Regions from separate parts of the Homo sapiens genome. Here region 1 is linked to region 2. The links are chromatin loops, found by intact Hi-C in ENCODE. Cell type or tissue: OCI-LY7. All regions are shown on one strand. Links, peaks and the distances in the headings refer to the core of each region. The heading gives the core; the rest is flanking DNA.

Region 1 (7,876 bases), core at 1,478-5,477, 51 kb after region 2:
CAATGTTAAATGTATTAGCATTGCCAACTATACTATGGCTATATAAGAGACTATCCCTATTCTTAGGAAATACTTAAGTATTTAAGGAAGTGGTTCAGGAAGAAATTAGTGTATAAAGATACCTGTCTACTCACCATCTGTCTATCCAAAACCTGTGTTACAATACATACATACAGACAGACACACACATGCACGGTGCGTGTGCAGCAGCAGTGGGGAAGGAGAGCCCAAGTGATCAAGCAAATGGAGTAAATTGTCACAATAGATGCATCTGGATAATGGTTATATGGGTGTTCTTTGTTCTGTTTTTCTTTGTTCCCTTTCAAACTTTTCTACAAATTTGAAATTATTTCCAGAGTAAAAGTATGAAACAGTGACCTACTATGAAATTTAGAACAGTGGACCAGATTAAAAGGTTATTTATTAGATGCTTTAAAAGCACTCAAGATAAAGTGTAACATTTAATCCTGAGGGGAAGAAAACTCCAACTCTTAAATTAGGAATTGATAGATATTCTCTTATATAATTAAAGGAAAAAACTCTTGACTGTAAATTTAATAATGAAATGCTAGAACCTAGGTTCATAACATACATAGATATCTTTCTGTGGTCTGTAAACCTCTGAAATTGTATGTAAACACAATTTTGCATACATTTGGGAGGGAAAGACATACTTTTCGTTAAACTCTAAAGATGACTCTTATCCCAAAGTAGCAAAGAAAAATTGTGCTATGGGACATTTCCTCCTAAAACATTATTAAGAAAATAAAGAATCTTGGAATGCTGTTATTTAAAATTGTTCCAGATGCCCTTAGTAGTGTACTCAAATATACAATTATAGATAATGGAAATAAGGCAAGATGATCATTATGTGTAGATGATATGTTTGATTGACAGTATTCTCGGGATAGATTCTTGAAGTGAAATTAGTATATCAAAATCCATTGATATATTTCACCAAATTACTTTCCAAAAAGTAATTCCAGTGCTTTGGGAGGCTAAGGCAGGTGGATCAGTTGAGGTCAGGAGTTCGAGACCAGCCTGGGCAACATGGTGGAACCCGGGTCTCTACTAAAAATTAGAAATTAGCCAGGTGTGGTGGCACACGCCTGTAATCCCAGCTACTCGGGAGACAGAGGCAAAGTTATCACTTGAATTTGAGAGGCGGAGGTTGCAATGAGCTGAGATCAAGCCACTGCTCTCCAGCCTGGGTGACAGAGAGAGACTCTGTCTTGAAATAAATTAATTAATTAATTAAAACAAAAGAGATAAATAAATACAGACATACATAAAATGAATTTGCACTCCTACCAGAAATATATGAGTGCCTTTCTCCCTTCATCCATGCCAGTATTATAGTTGGGCATTGTGCCTATTCAAATGATATGATTATTTATCTAGAAACCTCCAAAGAATCTATCTTTTAAAAATTATGTAAGTCAGTTTCCTTTAATCTGGTAATAACCAGTTAGAAATATAATGAAAGGGGAAATATCCCCTTCCCAATAGCCACAGAAAACATCAGTTTCTTGGAAATAATCTGAACCTGCAATATGTGAGAATTACATGAAGAAACCAAATTTTACTGAGAGAAAGAAAATTTGAATAAATAGGCAGTCTGTGTTCCTTAAAGGGAAGGCTTAATATTGTGAGAACATTTTAAGCATATTAATTCCATCTAATTTAATTTATAATTTAAAACAACTCTTTTCAGAATCACAATGTGATTTTTTTGAAAATTGGAAAATGTATTCTGAATATTCTGAATATTACCTGGAAGGATAAACAAGTGAGGCTAGCTAACTTTGTAAATGGAAAAGTAAAGAAAAAATTATCGGCATTAGGGTTAATAAAACATTGTAAAACTACAAGTAAACCAGTGTGTAGACAAAACAGAATGAGTTAAACTCAGACTATACTGTTATAAAAATATAATGTATGTTAAATGAAGCATAGCAAATCAGTAGAGTCTTCTAATGGTTCTACAATAACCAAGTTAGCGTTTGGGTGAGGCTGGGAAAGAGAAACCCTGACCTCATACCATATATGCAAACAGATTAATGAGTTGAATGTTTTTCAAGAGTCAAACAATTAAAAAGCTAGAAGAAAATATGCTTGATCAGAGAGGTGGAAATTTTTTAAGCATAAAAAGCAACAAAAGACCATAAGAGGTTTAACTAAGAGATTGCAAACTTCTGTAGGTTAAAAATATGTCACAAATAAAATTAAAAGACAAAGGACTAACAGGGAAGCAAATAAGAAAGTATATCCTTCTTACATGAACAGTTCATTAAAAAATAAAACAAATAGGACCCCAGTGAGATAAATAGGTAAGAAATGTGAACAGTGAATTCACAAGAGAAACGCAGATGGCTAATAAACTACGAGAGCATATCCAGCCTCACAGGCAAATTAAACAATTATTTGTCAACTATAAATTAGGGACGTTTTGTTTTTGCTCTACACTCAAATTCAGTACTGGCATGGGTGAAATGAGAAAAGCATTCCTACACTGCTGGTGACAGTGTAAATTGATGCATTCTGGAAAGTCATTTGGCAGAGTTAATCAGCAGCCTTCGATCCAGTAATTTAACTTCCAGGAATCTCTCCTAAGGATATTATCAAAAATTGTCCAGAGACATTTATCATGGCATTAACTATAAAAGCAGAACATTGCTGTCATCCCAGTGGTCCACTAATGGGAAAATCATTTAAAAAACATTCATACAATCATGGAGATATTTTAAATGTTTGCAAAGACATTTTAATGATACCCAAAACTGAATACAGTGTATCAAACTATTAATAATTATTGCCTCTGAGTCACTAAAAGAGTGATAATATTTTCTGCTTCTTTATATTTTGATTTACTTTCTGATTTTTCAGGATGAAAATTTGTCATTTTTATCATCAGGAAAAATTAGTAGCACACACACTCTTAAATTGTTTTCTCTATATCAGGCCAAAAAAATGGCCTTCTGCTCTAGCAGCTATTTAATTATTACAGAAATCCTAACCGCTGTGTATACATATAAACAAAACTTGTAATGTTTTCTGTGAGACACAATATAGCCTTGACTAAGCCATACCAGAGTTACCTACAAGGTGGATCATTTAAACCCACATGGGATCTAACGCTGCTGGGTGACCTGTATAAAGTCATCTTCCATAATGGTGTGGGGCTTTGTGAGAATGGGTTTTTTTACCCCTACTTTCCTTTTTTTAAAGGCAGGGTAGGCCCAATTTCCTACACTTTAAGCACTCTGGGTCTCACAGGAAGAAGTTTGGAGCAGGTGATAGTTCAGTGAGATCTAATTTTACACACACAGTATGACTTTTCTAGTTTCATTTTCATGTTTTTTTACTGGATCTTATATCTTACAGCTTTCGGCAATACTTCTTCCACCTGTGGCTTTCCAGTTCCTCTCTTCTCTTTCTCCTTTCTTCCCTTTCTAAAATTTTCCAAACATCTTAGCTGTACAATAAATGCAAGAGCGCTTTATAGTAAATACATAGCATCCAGGTTTTATTATGCTATCTTTTTAGAGTGAAAATATACTTTCAATGTGTGGCCAAATAGGACATTAATCACTTACCAAAATGAAATTGCTACATGTTGTTGTTGTTGTTGTTGTTGTTGTTATTTGAGATGGTCTCACTCTGTCACCCAGTCTGGAGTGCAGTGGCTCAATCACAGCTCACTGCAGCCTCAACCTCCTTGCCTCAAGCAATCCTGCCACCTCAGCCTCTGTGTAACTGGGACTACAGGTGTGCACCCCTATGCCTGGCTAATTTTTTGTATTTTTTTTTTTTTTTGTGGAGATGGGGTTTCACCGTGCTGCCCAGGCTGGTCTTGAACTGAGCTCAAGCAACCTGTCCACCATGGCTTCCCAAAGTGCTGAGATTACAGGCGTGAACAACTGTGCCTGGCCTATTACTATTTTTAAAACATTTTGTTATGTTATTTTCTAGAAACCTCCTAGATACTGTATTAAGTAATGCGGTTAACTAAGATTTTTATCAGTCATACATCAGCCATCCCCAGTCTTTTTGGCACCAGGGACCAGTTTCATGGAAGACAATTTTTCCACAGGGGATGGGAAAGGGATAGTTTCAGGATGAAACTGTTCCACTTCAGATCATCAGGCATTAGATTCTCATAAGGAGCACGCAACCTTGATCCCTCCCATGCACAGTTCACCATAGGGTTCATGCTTCTATGAGAATCTAATGCTGCCGCTGATCTAACAGGAGGTGGAGCTCAGGCTGTAATGCTTGCTCACTCACCTCCTGCTATGTGGCCTGGTTTCTAACAGGCCACGGACTGATACTGGTCCATGGCCCCGGGGGTTGGGAACTCCTGTTGTACAGGACCTAGAGAATAGCTAGCTAACTAGCCAAAGTTTAAATCCATGTATATTTAAGTTTCTGTGTTGAAGCTGCACAGGTGCCTTTGAGCTGTAAAAATTAATAATAACTAAATGGTATGCTTTGTCTTCCTATAGGAGTTCATCTTTATTATGTTGGAGGGGAGGTGTATGCCGAATGCCTTAGTGACAGTAGCATCTTTGTGCAAAGTCGGAACTGCAACTACCATCATGGATTTCATCCTACTACTGTTTGCAAGATCCCTAGTGGGTGTAGTCTGAAAATTTTTAACAACCAAGAATTTGCTCAGTTATTGGCACAGTCTGTGAACCATGGATTTGAGACAGTCTATGAGCTTACAAAAATGTGTACTATACGTATGAGCTTTGTGAAGGTAAGTGAGCTCCGACTCCTCCATTTAGGGCCTAACATACTTTTGCTGTGCTTTTTTTTTTTTTTTTTGGCGATATATGAATCTATATCCTCTTGATAACATATTATCATATTAGCTGACTTATTATCTAGGCATTTTTAAACTTTAACAAAAATTTCAATTATTAGGAAAATATCATTGGAACATAGGAGTACTTGTATTAAATATCAATAGCAGTAGGTTTTACTAGCCTTTTCCTTATTCAGATAGCACCGCTTTAGCTATTGTATTACCAGTAGAATATGTTATGTTATATATTTAACATATAATTTAAATACATGGTTGTTTTACGAGATCAGTTGAGTAAGCATATCTTCCTTCCTTTTCATTCTTTGTTTTTTGTACTTTTATGATGGTAATGCTTGTTTTTGTTTCAACAGTAAGCAAGTGATCTTTTTGTAAAAATTAAAGTTCATCACATTGGAAATTGTGTTTGGTCAGGTTTTTTTTAGTGGTTTCAGTAAGCTTCATGATTTTCTTACAATTCAGAAGTTAATAAGGCCCTTGCCCAAGATAAATAGATGCCTTAGCTCAAAGATTGCATTGTAAGGTTTGATGAGGGAAGAGGTTAAAGACATTGCTCATAATAATTGATCTTTTTGCTGTCTCATGTTCTGCCTCTGAGAAATAAAAATTTTTAAGATGCCATTGAAATCTTAAAAACCTTAAATGTCTGATTAGATTTCTGAGTCAGTGACTTTTCTAGTAACTGACCTGTCTCTGAATTCTCAAAAATAAATTTCATTCTCTCGTACTTTGAGAAACAGAACTAATTATATGTTTGAGTGAGGCAATTATCTTTTATGTCTTCTCTTCAGAAGCTCACCAAACTTGTTGTTAAACCTGTTTTGTAATGTATTTATTACTGAGGATAATTTTGGAGCCTTACTTGTTAATCATCCCTTAGATCAAAGATATCTTTTCCTGAATATAGTTACTTTTCCTACTTATTTAAAGCATCTTAGATTTTCAGTGTGTTCCCTTAGTGTTTGTTTTTGTGTGTTTGTTTGTTTGTTTGCTTGTTTGCTTTTTGCAGTATACTTCAACAGTTATTTGTAGTTGAGTCTGGTACCTTGTTAGTATTAAGAAAATTTTTTTACCCTTTAAAGAGGTTAACCTATATGTTATGTACATATGGGACTACAAAGAACTATCTTATTCATTGTTAACATGTGCTGTTTAATTTTTGACTTAGCATTTGGCTCAAATGATTTTTAAAATAAGAACAGTGACCTGCCAGAAGTGTTTTTGTTTATTGTTTTAATTGGTATGGAGGAAAGAACAGCTCTTGAGAGTCGAGATGCGGTTTCCAGTTTTTTCTGCCATTTTAACTGTGTGATTAAGGCACAGATTTCTTCTCTGGTTCTCAGGTTTATCGTCTTTGAAATGGGGGTGGATGGAGTTGAGAACTGTGGTAATTATTACTGAGGTCCCTCAGTGAGTCTGTTATTGAAGGACCACTCTAAGAGAATTTATTACTTTAATGTTCCAATTAGCTTTCTGCTCAAACTCATTTCTTATTGTTTACCCAATCAATTTTAATTATTTTACTTTTGTAGAGTTTTAATAATTTACTTTTACACAAGTAAAAACAACCTTTACACTAATAAAAGGTATTTATAATGCAAAGTTATGCATTCAAAATTTATTAGATTTCATTCATTCAGCAGATATTTTAGCACTATTTCAGAGAAGTAATACAAAGATGAAAAAGCACCTAAAGTCTCTTATCATCAAGATCCTTATGCCCTAGTATATCTTTAATTATAATCTGATAAGCACTAGAATGGAGAGTTATACAAGATATAATGAACTTAGCCTGGAAGTTGGATTTGGAGAGCTGAAGGTAAATATTATTTAAAAATCCTGCTGAATGTTAAAGAAAAGTTGTTTATCATATGTTAGCAACAAAAAATTTGCACACTGTTTTTACAAAACTGTTCTTTATTATAAGGACTGCATACTTTGTCCTCTCCCATTCAACATTTTAAAGAAATTAGAACATTTTACTAACAATAGCCAATCTTGTGCTGTTTTTAAAATGATCATTTTTGGATATTAACATAAAACACATTTTATAAATTATTTGTACTTTAAATTCTATGTCTGAAAATTCCAAGTCAGCTCAGCTGAACACATATTTATAGAGCTTCTGCTTTCTGTCATTATGCTGTATATTGGAGGTAAAGATAAATTCCTGCCTTCAAAGATCTTGCTATCTGATGGAGGAAACCTGCACATAAGCCTGTAAATTAATTTTAGGAGTTTGTTTATATTTACAAATGCATGAGTGTACATACATCTATGTAGATATATATATATCTACATAGATGTAGTTCATACAAGTTCTGATGTTCAGATATATTTTCTTTTTTCTTCTTTTTTTTCTTTTTTCTTAAGACAGTCTCGCTCTGTCGCCCAGGCTGGAGTGCAATGGTGTGATCTCGGCTCACTGCAACCTCTGCCTCCCAGCTTCAAGCAATTCTCCTGCCTCAGCCTCCCAAGCATGCTGGGATTACAGGCGTGTGGCCACCGCACCCAGCTAATTTCTATATTTTTAGTAGAGACAGAGTTTTGCCATGTTGTCCAGGCTGATCTCAAACTCCTGACCCCAAGTGATCACCTGCCTGAGACAGAGTCTCTCTCTGTCACCGACGCCAGAGTGCAGTGGCGTGATCTTGACTCACAACAACTTCCGCCTCCTGGATTCAAGTGATTCTCATGCCTGAGCCTCCCAAGTAGCAGGGATTACAGGGATACACCACCACACCTCGTTTTAGTAGAGACGGGGTTTCACCATTTTGGCCAGGCTGGTTTCGAACTCCCGACCTCAGGTGATCTGTCCATCTCGGCCTCCCAAAGTGCTGGGATTACAGGTGTGAGCCACCGCGCCTGGCCCCAGATGTATTTCTTAAAACTACGGGAGTAGATAGATAGCAGAAATAAATAGAACCCAACCTTCTCTGATATTCCTCATGAAACAGTGATTAAAGGATTAATCAGAACTTCACATTCATTGTCCACCCTCACCAATGAGTTTTTGATCTTTGCAGTAGCAGTTACTTTTCTCTTTTT
Region 2 (7,876 bases), core at 2,257-6,256:
GGAAGATGTCGTTGTAGCACAGACTGTAGGTCGCTCTGTCTGCACGTATGTTTCTCCTTAGATGAAGAGCCTGAACAGGCGGTCCTGTGACTCTTATCATAGTGTACCATATGATATGGTTCTCCCATCTCTCCCATACACACTTCATAACCATAAGCTTGATGGTAATGGGAACTGTGTTATACTCATTTTCTTTCTACTGCACCTTTATGTTGGTGATAAGGGCTTAAAAATTTGTTCAGTTAAATACTGGATTAATGGAAACGAAAGCCTTCTTAGTAGCTGAGCGTGTAAAGGAGGAGAACTTGGGTTCTGAAGTCTTCTGAGAATATTGTCTTGGGTTTTTCCATTGTAATTGGTAAATAAATTACTTTAGGGAAGTTAGCAGATAAGACTGTACTGAACAAGTGATCAGAGGTAGAAAGGACTAGATTCATGGGCACAGGGCTCACCTAATTCTATAGGTGATGCTTGCTTATATCTAAAGCATTATTTCTCTAAAACCAGTGAAAAACTTTGCATTTGCTTCTTTTAGCTCTTAGGTGGAGGGAGCTCTCACATTCTGGAAGAGGGGGTTGCTGCTATTTGTTCAGTTTCTCCTCCAAGGTGGCCAAATGAATGTTTGCAATTCCAGTCCAGTTTTTGGCAGATTGAAAAAGTCTGTCATTGATTGTCATATGAGAGTGGAATCTGGCCGATGTCAATGTTTGTTTCAGTGGTTAGATAAACTTTGATTTTTAGAAGTTATTCTTTCAAATAACAGATTTCTGTAATGGAAAAAGGACAGGACCAAATTGCTTGTGAAGATATTTGAATAACATAGAACATTTTTATTTTAATAAGAAATTCATGCATTGAAAAATTTGATGGATATTTGAACAGTTAATAAAAAGGGGAGTAAGGGTCTAAAATGGGAGGGAAACTTACTTTTTTGCTATAATATGCCATTTTTTGAAATGGAATTTTTTGATTATGTGCCTGAATCCTTAATAAAAGAGTACATTCCATTCCTATCCATATCATATTAACCCAGAATAGGGTCATGTATTTTACCAGAATACATTTCTCTGAAAATCCTATGCAGATACACTTTCAATTATTTTTTTTCCTTTATACAAAGATATATCTTGCCACCTGTTGGTCATAATGCTGTCTTCTAGAGCCATGTAGAAATAACTCTCTTACCTACTGTCAGTTTTTATTTATTTTTGTTATTGTGGTTTTAAATTTGAAAACAGCAATTGGTTAAAACTAAAAGTAGTTGGCTCTCCTGCACTCCCTTGTACCCAGCTCACTCCTAAAGGTAACTACTTGTTCAGTTTCATTTATTTTTTTCTAGGCCTTTAAAAATGCACATGTATATACATAGACAGTTTTTGTTTCTATTTGTGTTTTTAGAAAGAGACCATACTATAGATACTTTTTACCACTTCTTACTGAACAGTTGTGGTATGGTTTTCTTTTCATGGTAGTATTGTACATGAAAGTCCATCTGTTTTTTCTTATTTTATTAACAGTTACATCATAGTCGAATGTATCATAATTTATTTAATCATTCCATTATTGTTAGGCACCTGGGTTATTTAGAACACGAATATACTTGAACATAGATCTTTGTGTGTGTTCATCTGAGGGAGCTGTTTCCCCTGTGGCTCTCTCAAGCCGTGGCTGGTTTTTCCCATAAACCTTTTACCTCTTATTGCCACCTTCAGACCATTCTTCTACCATCCTCTATAAAAAACACCCAACTTCGACTATCATGTAAAATTATACCACTCATTACTCTTCCTTGTTAGTCATTTTCTGCCCCATTGCCCATATCGTTCACTCTAATTCCTACAAGATTTAACTCCTGGTTGTTATTCCCTTTATACTATAGGTTGAGCGACCCTAATCTGAAAATTCAAAATGCTCCAAGATCCAAAACTTTTTGAGGACTGATATGGCACCACAAGTGGAAAATTCTGCACCTAACTTTATCTGACAGGTCACAGTCAAAACTTTTTTGTGCACAAAATTATTAAAATTATTTTATAAGATTGGCCAGGCATGGTGGTTCATGCCAGTAATCCCAACCCTTTGGGAGGCTGAAGCGGTGGATCACTTAGCCCAGAAGTTTGAGACCAGCTTGGGCAATGTGGCAAAACCCTGTCACTAATAAAAATCCAAAAATTAGCCAGGCGAGATGGCACTTGCCCGTAGTCCCAGCTATTCAGGAGGCTGAGGTAGGAGGATCACTTGAACCTGGGAGGTCTAGGCTGCAGTGAGCCATGCCACTGCACTCCAGCGTGGGCAACAGAGCAAGACCATGTCTCAAGAAAAAAAGAAAAATTTCAGCCTATGTGCATAAGGTGTAGATGAAACATACATTAATTTTATGTTTAGACTTGGGTCCCATCCCCAAGATATCTCATTTTATATATTCAGAATATTCCAACATCCAAAAATACCTGGAATCTGAAACACCATCTGGTCCCAAGCATTTCAGATAAGGGATACTCAACCTGTATTCCTGTACAGGAATTATGGACATTTAGTCCATAATTCTTGGACTACTTCTCCTCCAGTGGCCTTGTCTTTGGTCCTACCTCAGATATTCAATCTCTGGGTAGAAAGATTCCATAAAAAAAGAAGAAAAAAATCTCGCTCAGTCTTACAGTTCCCATAATACGGGTTTTCATACTTCTAAAAATTAAACAATTCTCCAACCTTACAGTTAATTATTTTCTTTATATAAGCAGTAAAGTATTATTTGTTCATGTCTGTACTTTGAGAATATATCCAGAATCTGACGACTTCTGCCACGCTGGTTGAAATCTTTATCATCTTGTACCTTAACAATTGCCATAGCTTCCTAACTGGTCTCCCTACCCACCACTCCCTACTTCGATCCCTGCGTCCTTCAGTATGTTCTCAACCCAGCAAGCCACAGTAATTCTATTAAACTCTAAGTTGGATGATGGCTCTCCTCTGCTCAGATCTCCCAGTGTTTCCATCTCAATTTGGGTCAAAAGCTCTGAAGTCTCTGTGGGTCCCGCACATACCTTCCCCTGTGACCTCTCTGGCCTCATCTCTCATTTCTCTCCCCTCACTCCATTCCAGCCTCAGTGAGGACTCCTTGCCATTCCTTGAACATCTCAGGATCATTCTTGCCAAATGGCTCAAATGGCTTTTGCAATTGCCCTTCTCTCTGCTTGGAATGCCCTTCCCCAGATAATTCCTTTCAGGGGGCTGTTCAGATACCACATTCACGACGAGGCTTTCCCTGACCACCAGAATGTAGGCCCCACCAAGGCACAGAAACAGACTTTGAAAAACTTTTTGTGTCTCTTTCAGTGCTGCGTTTCTAGTGCTTAGAATAGTGCCTGGCATGTGATAGCTGTTTGTTGAGTGAATTGAATAACTGTAGTGGTTACTAGTTTTTCTCTTTTTGTATGAAGTTAGAACTTCATTAAACAGACAAAAACTAGACTGTAAACCTCATTTTTTTGGATATGCAAAATATTAAAATTAGCCTTATTTGTGAACCTGCTTTGTTAATCACTTTGTTTTTCAGCATGTTATAATTTTGAAGTAAGCCTTTCATGTTTATATTTAATCTGCCTAACCCAGTGGATTGGGTGATGGTATCACAATTTTGTGGAAAAGCAAATTGAGGCTCAGAGTTGTTTTCTTCAAAGTACAGCTACTAAGTGGACAGCTGCAGTTCAAACCTATTCAAGTTAAGGACACTTGTTTTCTAATTTAGAAACCATCTTAAAATGACAAAAAAGTAGGTAGAGGTTTTATTTGAAAGCATGGAGAATGTGCCCCAATTTCTCATTCTGGGTTTTGTCTGCCTTTTGTTTCCATTTTCAAAATATGTAAAATAAATGGTTAACTTTAAAATTCCTGACAATGACAGATCAACAAGTTTTATTTCTCTCACCTGTGGAGGAAGTGGCCTCCACCCAGTTTTACTGAATTAGGAGGGAAGTGATTTTTTCAAGTGATAAAAAGAAATAAAATTCCATGCTCTTCCCAGAGGAGGAGTTCAACAATTGGGAAAGTGGCGTGAGACCATATGTTGGTTTGTAAAAGGATATAACTTGTAAAGATGTTTCCTTTGATGCCTGTGATGAATATGGATGTGTTTCCCTTCTAGAGGGTCCTGATTAAATTATGCAATTAAGAGCTGAGCTGAAGGATCTAAATATAGGAAGAGAGTTCAGGCCGTCCTGCTTTGTGTCTGTCAGTTCACCCCTACAGATGTGCATGTTTGTTGTCATAAACAGCACCTGTGAGATCAGTGGAGCGAGAGAAATATGTTCCAAAACATGAAATACAGCAGGATTTTTGTTTCTTTTTTTTTTTTTAAAGGGATAGTTTTTTCCTCCTGTAGTTGATTCCATTTTCATCTGTGAATTTGATATTTGGATTACCTTTTTTTTTTTTAAACTTGACTGAGGGACTTCAGTATTAGTCAGTACTGGTTTAAAATATAGATATACTACTTACCAGAATATGGTCTGGAGAAAGTTACTTTAACCTCTGAGCCTCAAGTTTATTACTAAAATTGAGATAATGATTTCTACCTTGAAGCATTGGTGTGAGGAGTCAATGTAATAATGTTTGTAAAAACAACCAGTATAATGCTTGTATAAGTTGGTAACTCAAACAATTTCGTTTATTAGCTACTGACGAATCATTCATAACTAGCCACTTACGGAAATCTACCACATTTAGCATTCTTTGTAGTCTAAAATTGCTATTTTAGGATAACTGACTCAAAGAGAATAGTTTTTTCTGAGACAACTACCATAGACTTTCTCCTGGGATAGTCAATAAAATTAAATCTTAAAATGTCTGTGGTCTTCAATCTTTCCTGTGTTTGAGGAGTGAGCATTTGTAGGCCAGGAGTCTTTACAGTGTTTGAGTTGACATGAATGTGAATGGCCTTTATCAGGATGAGCTTATGGGGAGCTGGACATCTTGAAAGGCTACCGTGTCCTGAAGGACAGTATGCCATTACAAGCATGAATTTGGGAATGGGGGTTCAATGGGATTAAGGAATGTTGTACAACTTTTAGAGGAAATGGCAAGAAGATATAGAAAAGCCAACTTTGTTTGTTGAAGTTGGGGACAATAAGAAAACTTTCAATTGCCTTAACTATTCAAGTAATCATCTAATCAGACAAAACAGATGTGACAGCTGCTATTTTATAGGGAATCTCTGTGATTAAGAAAAATTAACCAGGTACTCTATTAGCAGCCTAGATTTGTCAGGATGGAAGGATTTGTGTATGCAGAACAGAACCAGAAAGAACTCTTTTTAAAGAATTTTCTGATATAATGAAGATACGTTAATAGCACACTTGGCACACCTAAAATAAATAAACTACAGTTATATCCTTAGAGACTCTTGTCATTCTGACATCCATAAGTTCCTTGCTTCCTTTTCATCAAGGAGATGCTACTTTTGAAATTGTTTGGCTGAAATTTCACAGCTTCAGTGAACTTACAAGTGGTAAGTAGTAAGCTGGAATTCAGTCTACATGGTATTCCTTTTCTTTTTGATTCCTAAGATTTCTACTCACTTAACACTGTTGAGGGACCAAATTGCATCTCTTGCTGGCATGTCACTTAAGTTATACTGGAGAGACTGGAAGACTTGCTGTCAGTGTCTGCGCTTTAAACGCACAGTGTCTGCGCTTTAAAGGCAATAGTACCTGCATTATTGCATCACTATAAATAGAATTTCACGAACTGAACCTCTCTCCTATCTCCAACCCCCAATTTCTCCAGATTTAGAAAATCAGTCTCCGGCAAAAATAAATTTTCAGTGGGAAAAATGTCAAACTAGCTATTCTGCATCATCAGTCCCATGTTTGGAAGTAGCCAGATCAAGGCTGAATAGTAAGAGGCTCAGTAAGATGGAACTTTACTTGTGGTGTTTGTGATGGTAGGACTCTCCTGCTGCTGTGAACTGAGAGCAGCAGAGTTCTGTGTTCTCTGTGGGTCTCCGTATGGCTTTCTTGTGTAGGAATTTGGTTTAAATACATTTTTCCCCTAAGGACTAAAGCGAAATAGAGTTCATTATAGCCTTTTTAGCAATGAAGTTAAGCGCTGTACTTTATGAAGTACGTTAGCATCAGTAAAGAGCAAGGTTTTATCCATTTTCATTTTTCTTTCTGTTCTAGAGGTTTTTTCCTCCCTTATTTTGCTTAGTGGTGAGTTTTATTTAGCTAAATTTGACTCATTTGAGATTGAGACAAATGTTGAAAGTTGAGGGCTAACTGCTGTTTTAAAACAGGAAAAAGGAATGCAGGCACTTCACCTGTTTCCTCCTCCAATACAAATACAGCAGGTCCTCAGACAACCTCATTTCATTCAATGCCATTTCCTTATAACGTTGATGAGAAAAAACATTCCCAGCCTAGGCCACTGTCTGTGTGGAGTTTGCACATTCTCCCCATGTCTGCTTGGGTTTTCTCTGGCTACTCTAGTTTCCTCCCATATCCCAAAGGTGTGCACGTTAGGTGAATTAGTATGTCTACATTGTCCCCATTGCAGTGCATGTAGGTGTGTGTGTGAGTGCGCCCTGCCATGAAATGGTGTCCTGTCCAGGGGTGGTTCCCACCTTGTGCCCTAAGCTGCTGGGATCGGCTCGGGCCACTGCGACCCTGAATTGGAATAATTGGGTAAATAATTATCTTGTTTCTGTTCATCTTTCTTAAATGTATATATGGCTCACATTTATTTCAGTGTTAATTTTAGAAGTGTTTTGGGTCTCAGAAGTTTGGTAATGTTTTTGTGACCAGAAATGTCCTGAAGGAACTTAACTCTTGTTTATATAAATTAGCTGATGCTAAAATTAATTTTGTTTTACATCGTTTCACTTAGAGCCACAGTTTCCAAGAACCCGTAAGGACTTTACTGTATCTGAAAACCTGGTTAGCTCCTAACTGGAGTAACTGGGTTAAAGAAGCATTTGAACATTATTTGTTGAACCAGATCAAAGAACATTGCTACTTTAGGGTATTTTCTGGAACTGAAATAACTAGATCCATTTCTGTTTTTATATTCATTGTAATGGCATTGGACTTGTATAGCAAATTTTAACTTGTCTTTTGCCTGTCTGCCTTAACCTTAAGGGTAGATATTTATCATTTTCCTTAAGGAGCTGTACAATAATCTTTCATGCTTTTTGTTAGGAACCATTTACAATTCCTACTGTCTGCTACTTATCGTTGTGTTCTACTTGTTCTAGAGTTCTGTCTCCACCTGTCTTCATTTTTAGGGGTACTGTTTTTTAGGGGTACTATTTCTCTGTTTGGAAATGTGAGCGGATGGCAGTTTCTGCCTCAGCCCTCTTGCTGGGCCATTGTCTCATGTGGGTTGTCTGCTGTTCCACATTTAAGTAATAGTTATTTCAGCTTTATCAAAAGTTTGTAAGTTCCCAGTTCTTCTGGACTTCTGATTAATTCAGCCTGATTTTATTTAGGGCAAATGATTATGATCCCCTTTCCATTTTGTGAATTTTTCATATTTTACCAATAAATCTCATTGCAATTCTTTGCTTACAAGATGGCTTGAAAGATGCAAGCAATGATGGATTGCTCTTTATTGTTTTAAAATATTTATTGGCCTTAAATTGCTGAAATAATATGGTTTTTCCAACCTTTGTGTTTTTATGCATTTTTAACCCTACGTCTTTAGTGTATAATCTTCTGTGAGTCTGTGGTTTCTATAAGTGTCAGGAATTTTTCAGGTGTCTTTATTATCCTTTGAAATCATGATCTATTTGGACAATTCCATCTTTGTTTGGACTATACAGTTGACTTGAGTACCTAAGTGAAATGGAGCAGGTTAGAAAAAAGTAGTTTGTTTTATAGTA

What was found. Hi-C counts contacts between places; a loop is a spot of excess contacts. Peaks named below come from ENCODE experiments on the same cell type or tissue, not always from the same donor. Only the 100,000 strongest peaks of a DNase experiment are listed, where the experiment ranks them.
Region 1: a loop joins it to region 2, with 4 times the contacts of the local background. A loop is called at or near these places in 7 of 110 quality-filtered maps.

Annotation. Positions count from the first base shown.
Region 1 is chr4:145,549,279-145,557,154 of GRCh38, forward strand. It overlaps SMAD1 (SMAD family member 1), which reads left to right. Exons shown (of 7, transcript NM_005900.3): 6 at 4,506-4,762. Among named protein-coding and RNA genes, the nearest start is that of SMAD1-AS1, 36 kb to the left of the region's middle. In OCI-LY7, for the core only: no CTCF peak of the experiment used is centred there; a DNase peak (open chromatin) is centred at 3,293; H3K4me3 peaks cover 1,247 bases; H3K27ac peaks cover 2,321 bases.
Region 2 is chr4:145,497,300-145,505,175 of GRCh38, forward strand. All of the region lies in intron 1 of SMAD1 (SMAD family member 1), which reads left to right. SMAD1-AS2 (SMAD1 antisense RNA 2) reads right to left here and starts at 5,681. Exons shown (of 2, transcript NR_108077.1): 1 at 5,577-5,681; 2 at 1-767. In OCI-LY7, for the core only: a CTCF peak has its summit at 3,879; DNase peaks (open chromatin) are centred at 3,332, 3,822, 4,242, 4,742 and 1 weaker place; H3K4me3 peaks cover 3,875 bases; H3K27ac peaks cover 4,000 bases.